Linked DNA regions of Homo sapiens: region 2 is linked to region 1. A link is a loop called in an ENCODE intact Hi-C map of the cell type or tissue named here. Cell type or tissue: psoas muscle. All regions are shown on one strand.

Evidence for each region. Peaks named below come from ENCODE experiments on the same cell type or tissue, not always from the same donor. Only the 100,000 strongest peaks of a DNase experiment are listed, where the experiment ranks them.
Region 2: it touches region 1 in a loop (2.8-fold over the local background); 21 of 110 quality-filtered maps call a loop at or near these places.

What each region holds. Positions count from the first base shown.
Region 1 is chr12:106,035,300-106,043,299 of GRCh38, forward strand. No RefSeq gene overlaps it. Among named protein-coding and RNA genes, the nearest start is that of NUAK1, 100 kb to the right of the region's middle. In psoas muscle, no CTCF peak of the experiment used is centred here; a DNase peak (open chromatin) is centred at 4,102.
Region 2 is chr12:106,124,264-106,132,263 of GRCh38, forward strand. The region is part of intron 1 of NUAK1 (NUAK family kinase 1); the gene reads right to left. LOC124903007 (a long non-coding RNA gene) reads left to right here. Exons shown (of 2, transcript XR_007063442.1): 2 at 250-467. Among named protein-coding and RNA genes, the nearest start is that of NUAK1, 11 kb to the right of the region's middle. RefSeq lists enhancers at 5,652-6,401, 6,402-7,151 and a silencer at 7,368-7,662. In psoas muscle, no CTCF peak of the experiment used is centred here; no DNase peak of the experiment used is centred here; H3K27ac peaks cover 3,567 bases.

The DNA of each region.
Region 1 (8,000 bases):
ACTTGTGTCCTCCCTCAAAAGAAATTATGTTAAAGGCCTAACCCTCAGTACAACCAGCTGACATGAAGCCAGGCATCAGAGGATGAAAAGCAATTCCAGTCCCACAAAATCAAGCGTTCCCTTTTTTTTTTTTTTTTTTGATGCAGGTACACTCCTGCCAGTTTAATAACTAATAGTAAATTTTTTTAAAAGTTTGTAATGTTCTTTGCAAATTTGATTAAAAGATTGTAAAAGATCCTGGCCAACATTGAATGATATGTAAATGTCCCTTAACAAACAATCATAACTGGCTAGCATTCTATAAACTCACTGCAGCGTCTCAGGCCTCAGGCCAAGAAAACTCTGCTGTTTCACGTCTCTCTCTTTCACGAGCCCTGTCTTCCTCCCAAAGGCTGTGTCATCTCCTCACCCCATGGGCTGTGTTCTTTACAACCGGCACTGCCTGTGACCCACAAAACTCCTGCGAGACACAGGGAGAAGCTCTGAAGCTGAGGCAGGTTAGAAAAGAAAAAATTTCTGAAGGCTGGGAAAGAGGAGATTATTGAGTCCACATAGTCAATGTCACTATCACCATCACCATGGTCATTGTCTCCTTCAGAAGAGTTTATTGAGCATCTACTAGGCCCCAATACTGGAAATATAGCATGAGAAACACAGTGGAAGTTTCTGTCCTCCTGGAAGTTCCATCCTAGCGGAAGAGAGACCATCAAAAAACTCCAAGCCATTTCAGACAATGATACATTTTGTAAGAGATGCAACAGGGTGGTGTGGTAGGGAGGAACTTGGATGAATTAAGGAGGTAAGATAAGAAAATGAGAGCAAGCACCATTGCAGGTGAGATAAGGAAGAGCTGTGAGGCTGGAGATTCATGAGGAGAGTTCTCCAGGCAAAGGGAGTAGCACAGGCCAAGGCCTGATATGGGAATGGGCTTGGCGTGTTTGTGGGGCTGAAAGAAGATTAGTGCATTTGTGCTGTGTGCAATGTACAGCAGGGAGAGGGTGGGAGATGGGGTGGGAGAGAAAGGAGGGGCTTGTAGACCTTGAGGAGGAGGTAGGATTTTGCTCATAGCTATTATTTATTGAGCACCTACTATGTTCCAGGCATTTTACACTCTTTAAATTATCTTTATAACCACACAAGGTTGATAAAATGACTGCCATTTTATGCATAAGTACAGTAACACATAGAGAGATTCCAGGATGTGTTTATGTCCCACAGTAAATGGCAGAGCTGGAATTTACAGCCATATTCATCCAACTCCAAAGCCATGCACCTCACCACGACAGCACGCTTGGTGAAAGGTTAGGAGTTTAGTAGTTACGGTGCCTCTGCAGGCTCCCCTCTCCTCCTTCCTCTGCATACCCCCAACTGCTTGTGTCTCCTCATTTGCTCTGTTCTTTCTCTCAAACACCTGTGGTATGTGAACAATCTGAGGGCCAGGGCAAGACAGCCTCCCTAGAACCTTCCATGAGTCTCAGAGCCCGGGACTGTGTCAGCAAAGCAATGTTGGAAGGGAAATCTTTGTTCTCTTGATGTGTTTTTCCATGCAGTAGCAGGAGCTCTCCTGGGGTGACACTCTTGGCTTCTTTCTGCCCCCTTTCTCACCCTCTTTATTAGTCCATTTTCATACTGCTATAAAGACTTGCCCAAGACTGGGTAATTTATAAAGGAAAGAGGTTTTTAATTAATTCAGATCAGCATGGCTGGCGAGGCCTCAGGAAACTTATGGTGGAAGGTGAAGGGAAGGAAGGAAGGCACCTTCTTCACAAAGCAGCAGGAAGGAGAACTGCTGAGCGAAGGGGGAAGGGCCCCTTATAAAACCGTCAGATCTTGTGAGAACTCACTCACTATCATGAGAATAGCATGGGGGAAACTGCCCCCAAGATTCGATTACCTCCACCTGGTCTCTCCCTTGACACATGGGGATTATGGGGATTACAATTCAAGAAGATATTTAGTTCAGGACCGAAAGCCTAACCATATCATCCCCCAGGGAAGAGGGGAGACTTAACCTGATTGGTGAAGTTGAAAAGCAAGTTCTTTTGCCTTCCCTTACTTCCTGTCCCCTCTCCTCCCCACCCCTCCTGTCCCAACCTCTTTCTTTCCCTCCCCTCCCCTCCTTTTCCTTTCTCTTTCTCTCTTTTCCTCCCCTCCTGTCCTCTCCCCTCCCCTTTCCTCCCCTCTCCTTCTCTTCCTTTCCATCCCCTCCCTTCCCCTGCTCTCCCCTTTCTTTCTCTTTGCCTCCCCTCCCTTCCCCTCCTCTCCCCTTCCCTTCTCTTCCTTTACCTCCCCTCTCCTTCTCTTCCTTTCCCTCCCCCACTCCCCACTCTTTATCTTCCTTTCTCTCTTCTCCCCTCCTCTCTCCTCCCCTCCCCTCTCTTTCTCTTCCTTTTCTCCCCTCCCTTTCCCCCTGTCCCCTTCCCTTCTCTTTCCCTCGTCTCCCCTCCCATCTCTTTCCTTTCCTCCCCTCTCCTTCTCTTCCTTCTCCTCCCCTCCCCTTCTTTCTCCTCACCTCCCTTCCCCTCCTCTCCCCTTCCCTTCTCTTCCTTTCCCTCCTCTCCCCTCCTATCTCTTCCCTTTCCTACCCTCTCCTCCCCTCCCCTCCCCTCCTCTCTCCTTCTCTTTCTCCTCCTCCCCTCTCCTCCCTTTTTCTTCTCTTCCTTTCCCTCCCCTCCCCTCCCCTTTCTTTCCTTTTTCTTCCTCTTGGCACCTTGCTGCCCACATGCTCTGCTCTGCTCCCTACCTCACACTGAGGGTGTCCTAGGGGCAGGCTCTGACCTCACTGGCACAGGAGGTTCAGAGCTGCCTACTGCCTAGTCAGCAAGTCCATCCGTTCCAGGGTTAGTATTAACACATCCACTAGCCCACAATCTGATCCACAGCTAACTCACCTCCTGCTGTTTTTTGAGGAACTAACAGTGGGAGAAACACTTGTAGGGGAACAATTTATGTTCGAGAGTGTGTCACCAGTATTAGGCGCCCACTGCATACCACCATAAAGCTATAGTTTTTATTTTACTAACAGGCAATAGTCTTAGCCCACAGTAACTCCCTAGATTACTATGAGAACCAGCTGAGATAAGGCAGTGAATGACAAGGTGGTCCAAAACCACAAAATCCTGTTAATTAGAATAGAGGGTGGTGGACATGATTAAGACAGAGATCGAGACACCCTGAGAGTACAAGTAGGATCTCAGAACCAGGAATAGCCAGAGAGTGTGAGGGCACAGAAAGGGACATGAGGCACAGCCTGCCCTCAGCAGTACACAGCAGAAGGGGGGTGGGCCGTGGAGTTAGAGAGAACTGGGTCAGAATCTTGGCAGCCCCATTTACTGGCTGTGACGTGAGCCAGTTCCTAGCTTTTGGGCCTAAATTCATCTCAGTTTTCCCATCTGTGAAATGGACGGGCCATCTGCTCATCTGCATGCCAGCATCCATGCCCCTCTTCTGGCCATGGCCTCCCAGTTTTCCTTGAGGAGCCGCCTTTCCCCACTCTCAGGTGATGTTGTGAAGCAGACCACTCCCCCAGGTCCAGCATGGGCATTTGACAGATCTGTGCAGTTTGAGCATCAAACTCCCACAGCCCGGTGGGTTGTTCTGAAATGGACAAATAAATCTGTCCTCATTCTGACACTTCTATTGAAACTCTCAGGAAAAGAGAATCTCTTCTATTCAGATTGTGAAGTGGGTAAATTATAAAACTGGAGTTGTCATAAGAAAAGTTGCCACAACAAGCAGCCTGATTGAGGAGGAAGTACAAGAAGATAGGACTAGGACTTGATATCTTCTGAACCCTGGATCCAGCCAGACCTGAAATCCTAGACTTTTTGGATATAAATAAATAAGTTACTTTAATTTTGAGGAAGCTAATTTAAGGTGCCACCTGTAAACAAAAGTAATAGAGCATTTAATTTAATAATAAATTCCAAGTGCTTATGTCACGGGATCCTTGGGGTGTCACTTCACCAGCCGGAAACCTCTGCAGCCAGCAGTGCCTTCTGCCTGAGTATTGTTTGTGCCCGCTGGACTCAATTCCACCCACTTGGCCCAGCAGGCTGCGCTTGGCTTGCACTACTGGCCCAGATTCCACACCTGCCAAGGGCGAGCCAGGCATGAAGCAGCAAGGGTTGTGTGAGCAAGCAAGGGCAGGGTCTGGCCACTGCACACAGCCAGGCACACCAGCTGCTGCAGTGGCGCAGGCAGCTCCAGGCACTGGCACAGGCACCGCCTCCATGCAAGGCTGCAGCTGAACCAGACATACCACAAGTGGCTTCTGCTGCAGGCACCAGTGTCTGGGCAGGGGGAACATGATAGCACCTGAAAGCTCAAAGATGCCAGAAACTACAGAGCCCTGAAGAGGGTGTTACAGCTCTGGCTTGGGGAGCCCCTAGGTCTAGGCTCCCTGAAGGGCCACAGCTCTACTCTCCTTCTTGTCACCTGCAATGTGGCAAGCAGGGGGATGTGTTTCAGCCCTGTTTGTGTTACAGGTCTTCCAGTCCCACCATTCAGCAGGTCCTGAGTTCTTGTCCCACATTCAGGAAGGATGAGGTATGCGGACAACTAGAGGATGAACAAGGCAAAGAGGTGCTTTATTGAGCAACAGTACAGTTCTCAGGAGATCCAAAGTGGTTAGCTCCTATCTGCAGGCAGGTCATCCCAATGAAGGTGAAACCCTCAGCAGAGAGAAGACCTGCAGTAGGTAGCTCCTATCTGCAGGCAGGTTGCTCACACATCCCAACATCTGTGTGAGTCTGGCTGAATCTGGGGGTTTTATGGGCTCAGAAGGGAGGAAGTGCATGCTGATTGGCCCATGGGCAGCCCAGAAAAAGCACCATAAGTTCTCACTCTGGGCCACAGACTCCACCCAGATCTGGCAGCCCAGCCCCCAGGCTTCAGGCCCTCCCTGGTTTGAAGGTGTTTCACCAAGGACCCACCCCTTTCTGCCCAGGAACCTATCTGCCTCCTGCCATCAACATGCTGTCTAAAGTACCCAGGCTATTCCTGCCAAGAGGCACCTGCAGGCCCATACAGAGCTGCCCTCAACACCTCAGCCTCCCTCCCATGCTCATCGGTGCCCAAAGTCCACAAGGGGCCAAGGCAGCAGGGGGTTGGTGTATCAGCACCACCCCAAGTGTGCACACACCCAGCAGGGTTGTGACAGCACTCAGGCTTGGCCACAACTTTGCTTCACCCCAGGGTGGGCACCAGGAGCAGGGAGAGGCCAGGCAGTGGGAGCAGTCACTTTCAAGCCTGTGGGGGCAAAAAGCTTCCTGGGCCCCAAGAAGGGATGCCCAGGTCTGCAGCATGCACCCAGGGAGCATGGGGCTCCCGCCCCACCCACTCAGCAGGGGGCAGGGCTCCCACCAGTTCCCAGCTCCTGCTGGCTCTTTCGCACAGACTCTTTCACACAGAGTCCATAGCCCCAGCCACACCTCCCCCGTTGCAGCTGGTGTCTTCGCAGCGGCCACTACAGATAGGCCACTGCTGCCATCACTTTAGAGCCATGCCTGGCACACAGTAGTTACTCGATACCTGAAAGCAAGAGCCATATCTGGGATCGAACATAGGCAGTCTGACCTCACAGCCCATAGGTTTAACACAATGTAAGATTTTTTTCTGAGATTCCATCAATGGAGTGCTGAATTCATTGGATGATAATCATAGGTGACATCAGAGGAATTCCTGAGATGCAATTCTCTCCCTCTCTCCATATGTATACACACTCACACAAACACATACATATAGAGAGAGAGATAATCAGAGATACGGAGCCCAAAACTGGGTAATTCATAAAGAGAAGAGGTTTAATAGACTCACAGTTTCACATGGCTGGGGAGGCCTCAGAAAATTTATAATCATGGTGGAAGGTGAAGGAGAAGCAAGCACCTTCTTCACAAGGCAGCAGGAGAGAGAGAGCATGCAGCGGAAACTGCCCCTTTTAAAACCATCAGATCTCGTGCGAACTCTCTCACTATCATGAGAACAGCATGGAGGAAACCACCCTCATGATCCAATTACCTCCCACCTGGTCCCTCCCTTGACATGAGGGTATTACAATTTGAGATGAGATTTGAGTGGGGACACAGAGCCAAACCATATGACCAGGCGCCAATTAGAAGCTCTGATTGGCTATCAGGGCCATCATAAGAACTTCTAAAATGTGATTTTATTGCATAATCAAACATATCTGAATCATAAATAGCAGAAAAATAACAGTAGTCATTAGCAAATGATTTATTCAGAAGATAATGTCTTTGAAAACATGGATAGAAAAGGAATAAGAGGTCAGGCATGCTGGCTCATGCTTGTAATCCCAGCACTTTGGGAGACCGAGGCAGGAGGATCACTTGAGGCCAGGAGTTTGAGACCAGCCTGGGCAACATAGCAAAATCTCATCTCTACTAAAAATAAAAGATAAAAAATTTTAAATTAGCCCAGTATGGTGGTGCATGCCTGTAGTCCTGCCTACTTTAAGGCTGAGGTGGGAGGATTGCTTGAGCCCAGGAGTTTGAGGTTACGGTGAGTTATGATTACACCACTGTACTCAGCCTAGGCAGCAGAGCAAGATTCTGTCTCAAGAAAAAAAGGCCCAGGCATTGAAAAGTGTGGGACACTGCTCCAGTCCAAACTAGTTGCTTTTAACAGAGGTGAGAAATGATGGGAGCCAAATTAGATAAAACTACAAAAGGAGAAACTTGATTTCTCTAAATTCTCATCAGAAATTCATAGTCCTGAGGACAAAACCAGAGGATGATGTACCCATCCAAATATATTTCTTTTTCTCTAACTGTATGTGGATTGAGCTTTCCAAAGAATTTATTAACATGGCAGACTAGTTGGCCAACATTTCTAGATGTGGAAACGTTCCCACAAAGCCTTATAAAATGAGCCTGTGACCAGCAGAAGAATCTGGTGAAGCAAAAGAGCAAAATTACTCTTCATCCTGTTCAGACTTGGCCAAGAGTCAGAAGAAAGGCTGGCTTGGCCACTTCACCCAGACCACCCACGTGACATATGCACACTTGCAGATGGAGATATACAAATCTTGACTGTCGCTATTTGATTATTTACTGATCTCCCCCCGCACACCTTAAGACTATAATCTCCTCCTTATATCTCCAGTACCCAGAACCTTTCTTGCTGTACAGTAAGCACTCCATAAATGTTTGTTGAATTAATTCATTTTTATTGAATATGACATTAGTCAACAATGATTAATGTAGACTGAAGGATCAAGGTTCAAATCCTGGCTCTTATTGGCTAAATTTATGATCCATCTAGGCCACACTGCCTTATCTGTAACATGAGTAAATTTGAAGTAAAAATTCTTATGCCATGTTGGTGGAAAGGTAGATGGTTACAGACATTTCACAAAAATCTGTCAGCCCTGAGTGAAATTAAATGTGCATATGTCCTCCTAGATGCATATCCCAGAGAAATTATCTCTCCCCATGTTTTATGGTAATGGCTTATGGTAACGGAAGATGCTAGGAAAAATAACCAAGTTAAAGTTATATGTAATGAATGTAGTCTATGGAATGCAATGGAGCAAAAAAGGCAAAACAAACCATATATCCACAGAGCAATGTGGATAGATTTCAATGGTGCAGTATTAACATGCAAAACAAGCAAGCAATCCAGAAACACATGAAAAGATGTACAACCTCTCTCATAACGAGAAAAAAATGCAAATTAAATCTGTACTGAAATACTATTTCTCACCTATTCAATTGTTAAAAATATAAAAGTTCAACTTCACTGTTGGCAGGACTATGGATTAACAGGCATCTTATACATTGCTGAGGAGATGCAAATGACACATCTCCTATAGAGGGGAATTTGAAAATATCTCTGTATTAGTCCATTCTCATGCTGCTATGAAGAAGACTGGGTAATTTATAAAGAAAAGAGGTTGAATTGACTCACAGTTCCACATGGCTAGGGAGGCCTCAGGAAACTTACAGTCATGACGGAAGATACCTCTTCACAGGGCAGCAGGA
Region 2 (8,000 bases), 89 kb after region 1:
TATAAAGACAGTATTTTTCCTGGAAAATGGGATTTTTTCCTGGAAAATTTGATTTTTGCTCCTTAATTTTTTCTTAGGCTTCAGCCCTAGAATTTTTATATCCTGGGATCTCATTAGCAGAGGAGATATTGCAATCATTCATGCATGCATGCACATCAGCAATATTAACTTGCCAAGCACTGTTCTAGGCACTTGGGGTACATCAGTAGGCAAAACTGATGAAAACCCCTGCCCTGGCTTGCCTTTTAGTAGGGGAAGGCAAACAGAAGAGAATTCAGCAACTGCCACTTTGAAACAATTTTGGGGCAAGACATGAAGATTCACAAAATGCAGTTTCTAGAAGCGGCTGGAATGTAAGCTGCAAGGAAGGGAGCAGAAACGTCATCTGTCTCACCATGGCTGTCTCCCTACCATCCAGAGTGGTATCTCACACAGAAAATGCAATCAATAAATATCTGTTAAATGGCCAGGTGTGGTGGCTCATGACTGTAACCCCAGCACTACAGGAGGCTGAGGCAGGTGGATCGCCTGAGGTTAGGAGTTTGAGACCAGCCTGTGCCCCGTCTCTACTAAAAATACAAAAATCAGCTAGGCATGGTGGTGCACACCTGTAGTCCCAGCTACTCGGGAGGTTGAGGCAGGAGAATCACTTGAACCCGGGAGGTGGAGGTTGCAATGAGCCGAGATCACGCCACTGCACTCCAGCCTGGGCGACAGAGCCAGACTCCATCTCAATAAATAAATAAATAAATAAATAAATAAATAAATAAATATCTGTTGAATGGATAATAAATTTTAAAACAAAAATCTGGCCCAGAGCGCTCATCTTACAGATAAGTTAGCTGAAGCCATGGAGGGGCATGTCTTGCCCAAGGTCACACAGCTTAAGTTGTGGCAGTGATGGAACCAGCAGCCAAGTCTCCCAACATACCTAGACTCATAACACTCCACAGCCATTTGACAAATATTTCTTGCATTCTGACTGTGTGCCAGGCACTGAACTAGGCACTGGGAGCATATAAATGAGTAAGACATAGAACGACTGGGATCATGAAATTAAGTTCTTCATATTGCTATTTTCCCAAGCACGGAGGCAACTTCTCTGTGCTTTAAGTCCGGCTCCAACAGTGGTTGTAATCATGAACCCTGAAGTCAGACGGTCCAGCCCTACATCCTGTGATCCTGGCTCTGTGACTTTGGGCAAGTCATTGGACTTCCTCTAAGCCTCTGCCTCCTCATCTATGAAATGAATGTGATAATAATACAGGTTCAAAGGCGAAAAAGCACGTAAATAGTTAGAATAGTGCCTGGCACACACTGATCACTCAATGATTCCTGCTATGAGGGTTGTTAAGGGAAAAATGCTCCCTCTGCTCTGGACCTTCCTACACAACCAAATAAGTGGAGATTTCCACTTCATTTTTCTCCTCTCCAGGATCTCTACTACCTGCTTCACGCCCACACACTCATTCATTTCCTCCCTCAGTGTTCCATTTGGTCCTGCCTGAAAAACAGATACCCACTAACCATGAGGATGATGAAAAATGAGGTTCTTCCCAGAGCAGCAAGCACATCACTGCCCTGTCTTTCCAGGCAAACACGTTCACGGCTGGGCTTTGAGCTCACCAGAGACACAGACCATTAGTCTCCCCCCTGCATGCCTTCTGCTAATGGAAGAAAGAGTTCACTATCAAATCTACTAAGAATCACACAAGGTAATTATCTTGCCTCAAGGACCACTGAGAGCTTCTAAGGTTTGCTGGCATCTGTCTTAATTGATACTGAGAAAGCCAAGGCTGCCTAACGGATGTGTTTGATAGAAAGTAATAAAATTCTGAGAGATTAAAGAAGAAAAATAAATACAACAAGAAATCAGTCTCCTTAAAAGGACCAGCAAGGAGGGATAAATGTGGACCACAAAGACTGAAGATCTTCAAATGTCAGGGTTAGATGCACATTCTAGAATCAAGAGGTGGGTGAACTCAACGGGGCAATATCTTACTCCCTGTTGCCTCCCCCAGTGCCTAGCACAGTGCTATTTGAATAAATATTTTTAAACCAGCTACCTGGGAGAGGCAGAAGGGAACACCTGCCACAAGAAAAAATGACAGAGATATTTCTACTCTTTCTTGGGAAGCAGTCTAGGCTCATAATTTCGAGCTCAGACAGACATGGGTTGTATTCCTGCCATCATCCCCAAGTTACAAACAGTGGGGCCCTGGGCCTCAGTTACCTCTGGGCAAAGTCAGGTGACAGCATCTATCTCATAGAATGGTTCTAAGAATTCAGTGAGATGACACAGGCAAATTACTCAGCACAGAGCCTGGCAAAGTGCTCAGTAAAGGTTAGCTTTATTTGTTCATCTTCAAGGATGAAATAGTAGTAAACATATGAGTCAATTCTTCCCTCTAAGTGAGACTGCAAAAACAGCCCTTCCCCTGGGGACAGGGCTCTCTTAAGTCTTTTCCTCATCCCTGGAATCTTGCCTCTAGCCTACCTGTCATCCAGGATCAAGAAGCCAAGCTCTCCTGGGTGCTCAATGTGCCCAATCACTGCTAAAGCCTTGGGAAGAATAAGTGGTGTCCACAGGGAGATCCTGAGAGCAGAGGCAGCCAGGAGCCTCTGGCCTCACTGGGACCAAAAGCAAAGCCCCTTTAAAGTCTAAGCATCTAAGGAATGAGCAAAGATTCCTCTGAGCTGCCCAGCAGAACATGAGCTTACCCTCCTCTGAATCACAAATAATAACAAATAACACTGCTTGACAAGTGGCTTCATGTCAGGCACTGTTCTCAGAGTGTGTGTGGTCCATGAGTCCTTGTGACAACCTAGGAGTTAAGTTCTATTACCAACCCATTTTACAGATGAGAAAACTGAGAGGTTCTTTGAGGATGAGCATTTTCTTTTTATTTTCTTTTATTTGAGACAAGTTCTTGCTCTGTTGCCCAGGCTGGAGTGCAGTGGTGTGATCGTAGATCACTGTGGCCTCCAACTCCTGGGCTCAAGCAATCCTCCCATCTTGGCCCCCCAAGTAGCCAGGACTACAGACGCAGGCCACTATGCCCAGCTAACTTTTCAATTTTTTTGTAGAGATGAGGGAGTCTCACTGTGTTGACCAGGCTGATCTAGAGCTCCTGGCCTCAAGTGATCCCCCTGCCTCCCAAAGTGTAGGATTACAGGCAGAAGCAACCACACCCAGCATGGGTGAACATTTTCTGTCTCACATAGAGTCTAGTTCAGAAGCCACCTCATACACGTGTTTCAGAAAGCCTTGGCTGCCTTGAGCTGAATAGAATGTATTTGCATCCCACAGAACCAGAGAGCAGGGAAGGCGAGCAGACCTCCCTAAACATAGGCTGACAGTCTACACAGGGAGACTCTCCGTACACTTGCAAAGTGTGTATGAGAATTGAAGATACTTCCTGCTTTCCCCAGCAAGGAGCCCTTCTGCCAAAAAACAAGCAATAGGAAATGCAGCCTTTCAGTGAATCCTAGGATTCTCTTCCTACGAGCTGGAAGGGACCCTTAAGGACATTTTTGTCTCAGGCCCTCAATTTACAAGTGAAGCAAGTGTGCTCGACACAGCAGCACCTACTGTGTGCAATGCCCCGTGCCCAGGCTGCTGCAGGGACAGACAGGACCAAGACCCCATCCTGCCTTTCCAAAGAGGCCTCCTTCCAAAACTTAGATTTATGGACCATTCACTGTGGGCGACACACTTTTCTAAGAACTCGACATACAATTTGTTAACACTGCAACTCCCATTTCACAGACGAAGAAACCGAGTCACAGTTGATTATCTCAAGGTTACATTGGAGGTTCATGTTCTTTCAAACCCAGGAAGCCTAGCTCCAAATTCTCTCTTTTCTTTTTCTTTTTTTTTTTTTTTGACACAGAGACTCGTTCTGTTGCCTAGGCTGGAGTGCAATTGTGCAATCTTCTCTCACTGCAACCTCCGCCTCCCGGGTTCAAGCGATTCTCCTGCCTCAGCCTACTGAGTAGTTGGGATTACTGGTGTGCGCCACTGTGCCCAGCCAATTTTGTATTTTTAGTAGAGACAGGGTTTTGCCATGTTGTTCAGGCTGGTCTTGAACTCCTAACCTCAAATAATCCACCCACCTCGGCCTCTCAAAGTGCTGGGATTTACAGGAATGAGCCACCACTCCCGCTTCCCTTTTTGATGTATAGATTGGACGGTCCACTTCCCTTCCATGATCCTGTAGAAGACTGGGACATGAGTGACCTCTGGCAGTTGGGGTGAACCACTCGTGAGCTGAGCCCAGTTCATAGTGAAATGGCAGCAGCCAGCAAGGCTTCGTTTGAACCTGCTGCAATCAAGCACCTTTGTGGCCCGTGAGCCTGACACAGACAAAAGTGAATGGGGTCCCGCTGGAGATAACTAAGAGAAGCAGCTGCTACCTTTTTTAAACAGGGAAATTGCCCTTCAGCCAAACAGACGAAAGTTGAGCCCTAAGCCACTCACCATTCCCCGCCCTTCCAGGGAAGGAGCTAACACCTACCACAGCCTCCACTTAGCGCCTTCCCCCTGGAGATCTCCATATCTCTAATAAAAGTAAGGGAAGTGGAATTCTTTTCTCAAATTTAAAAGGCAAATCATGATGGTGTTTTTTCAAGACATACATTAACTCCGCACCCCAGCCGGTTTGCAATACTTAAAGTACTTGATTTACAACCCAGAAAAAAATGTTTTGAAAACCTTGCAGATGCATTTTGCATCTAAACCTTGCACACTCTGCAGAGCTGATTACCTGGGCTTCTCAGATGGAGGGCTGGACTCTGAACGAAGCCAGGCCAGTGTGAGAGCAGCCTGAGGAGGCTGCTGAGCTCTGAAAAACTACCCGCCTGGAGCAGCCTCCAAGAGTGGGAAATGGGTTTGGGATGGGCTTGAGCCACCTCTCCAGCTGCTGTCACTGAGAAGCACCTGGCAATGCTGTGCATACAATGCTAAGGGGAAGCGTGACCCAGAGAAGGAGGAGGATGGAGCCCCAGGGCCTTCCCTGCTGACTCCCGCCTTCACAGACCTCTCCCTTCTCAGGATTGCTGGTGCTTCTTCCCGCAATTGTTCATTCAATCATTCATTCATTCTTACTGAGCACCCACTAGATGCCTAGCACTGGGCTACAGGCTGGGCTGCAGTGACGAGTGAGACAGACAGCAGCCCTGCTGCCTTTCTAATAGACAAGGAAGAATGGAGCCTACAAATAGTCCAACACACACTCTCCATGTGCTCACAAGGACACGAGACACGGGGCTGAAACAAAGAAGTAAGGAAGTGGTGGTCTGAAGACCCATGCATGAGCCTTGAAGGACATGGTAAATTCAGACTTTGGGTCCCATGCAACCATGGGAGGATTTTAAGCATGGAGAGCCATGAGCCAAGATAAGAAGGTCACTGGGTACTCCACCCTAGTACTTCTCCCTGAAACAGTAATATTACCTCTAGTTTTCAAGAGCCTACTATGCACCAGGCTCTGTGCTGGAAGCTTCCAAATCCTATTTCTGATGGCAATCTCACTTGGTAGGATATTTTGCACTTGGTAGGATACTTCATAGCTGCATTTTCCAGATGAGTAAACAGAAGCCAGAGAAAATGAGCAGCTTGCCTGGGACCATCTAGCTCCTGGGTAGCAGGACAGAATTTGAACCCAAGTCTGTCTGATTCGACAGCTGGGATTTCTTCCTCCACACCTCATTCCTTTTTTTTTTCTCTCTCTCTGTGAGACGGAGTCTGCCTCCGTCACCCAGACTGGAGTGCAGTGGCGCGATCCTGACTCACTGCAACCTCCGCCTCACAGGTTCAAGCGATTCTCCTGCCTCAGCCTCCCGAGTAGCTGGGATTACAGGCATGCGCCACCACGCCTGGCTAATTTTTGTACTTTTAGTAGAGACGGGGTTTCACCATGTTGGCCAGGCTGGTCTCAAACTCCCAACCTCCGGTGATCCACCCACTTCGGCCTCCCCAAGTCCTGGGACTGCAGGCGTGAACCACCGTGCCCAGCCTCGACACCTCATTTCTATACTCAGATTATTGCATTGTTCTCAGATTATTCCAGATGTCTGAATCTAATAGCCCCAACTAAATTCTAGGTATCTCAATGGCAGGACTTGTAATATCCTCCTCTGAAAGTCCCTATGGTGCTGGACACATTGTTAAGCACACATTAAATACATCTATCTGGTTTATTGCTAGATTGAAAAGAAGAGCAGGTGTGTTGAGCCCCAATGTGGGGATGTTAGGTCTTTCTTATGGGGAAGCTTCAGCCACAGAGTATTGACAAGTGGTAGCTAAGAGGAAGAAGAAAGCAAGCTACCACCAGGGCTGCCAAGCAGGGATGTGCAGATCATACATGCACAAGGCACCAGCCGATGGGCAGGTGAATGGGCCCCAGCCCGCGTCGTTCTCACAGAGCCGCTAGTAGGAGAGGGGCTGCTTCTGGCCAGGACAGAAGCCTTTTCATATGTATCCACCTGGAGGAGGCCTTTTTTTAATTTGCACAAAGGTGCCTTGTAGAGTAGCAATCGCCCTGGCTGCATCTATTGTGTACCTACTGTGTGCCAGGCACCAGGCAAAAGGCTTAGCTATGTCACCTCGGTGCTTCCTCTCAACAATCCATAAAAGAAGAACTATTGTGAGCCCTAGCAAAGAACCCAGAGGTTAAAAATTAGTCACTAGCCCAAGGTCACACAGCTCTCAAGGGGTGGGCTGGCATACAGACACAGGCAGCCTGGCCCTGGGGCTCTCTATGTTGACCATGGTTGGCAGGAGATTGTCTTCGCTTCTTTCACAAAATGAGCATGAGATTTCTGTGGAACCAGAGGTTGGAATCTTAGAGGCCTGAGAGATAGAGGCTTCCACCCCTTTCCCACTCTCCACCCTGAGCCCCCCCCTTTTTAAGTTATTACCAGCTTTATTGAGATGTAATTCACATATCATATAATTCACCCATTTAAAGTGCACAATTCAGGGGTTTTTAGTATATTCGGAGGGGTGCAACCATCATCACAATTTTAGAACATTTTCAGCACCCCCCAGAAAACTCCACACCCATTAGCAGCTACTCCCAATTTACTCCCAACCCCACCCGCAGGCCCACTCATCTACGCTGTCTCTATGGATTTGTCTCTTGTGGACATTACATACAAATGGAATCATACAATCTGTGGTCTTTTGTGTCTGGCTTCTTTCACTGAACATAATGTTTTCAAGGTTCATCCATGCTGTCACATGTATTAAGTACCTCATTCCTTTTTACTGTTGAATAACAGTCCAAAAATATTCCATAAATAAAATTATGGAATAGATCATAAGTAATATTCCACAAATGAAATGGATGTGCCAGCTTTTATTTACCCATTCATCAGTTCCTTCCACTTTGGGGCTCTTACTAATAATAATGCTCTATAGACATTTGTGTAGAAGTTTCTGTGTGGACATATGTTTGCATTTCTCCTGGGTAAACCTAGAAGTGGAAATGCCCAGCCCTGGTTTTCACATGCAGTTAAAAGTTTACCGAAGAGTTTCGCTGTAAAGCCAACATCTGGCTGCTCCTGGGCTGTTTCCAGGGAATTTTATCAATTCAGCCAGACTCCATTCACGGTGGGTCATCAGGCCCAGCCCCTCCTACTCTGAGGCCTGGGATCCTCTCATTCCTGTGCTCTACAATGTCGTCTGGGCCAGCACGATGATAAATGCATTCTGCTTTAAAGCAGATACTTCACAAATCATAACTTACAGATGCTCCAGGACTTTCATGTGGGAAAGACAAATGAGACTTCTGCTGTCTGACTCTGGAGCCACTGAGGACAAGAAGCCACGGCCAGAAACCTGACAAACCCTGGATATACGTCTCTCCCTAACAAATGCATGTGCAAACGTAACAGAAGGGGAATTCGTGCAGAAAAGGGTCTGCCTGTCTTTTCAGACATTGCTCTGTAACCTGCCATTCATTTTCAACCGTTGTCTTTCCTTCCCCACAAATCTA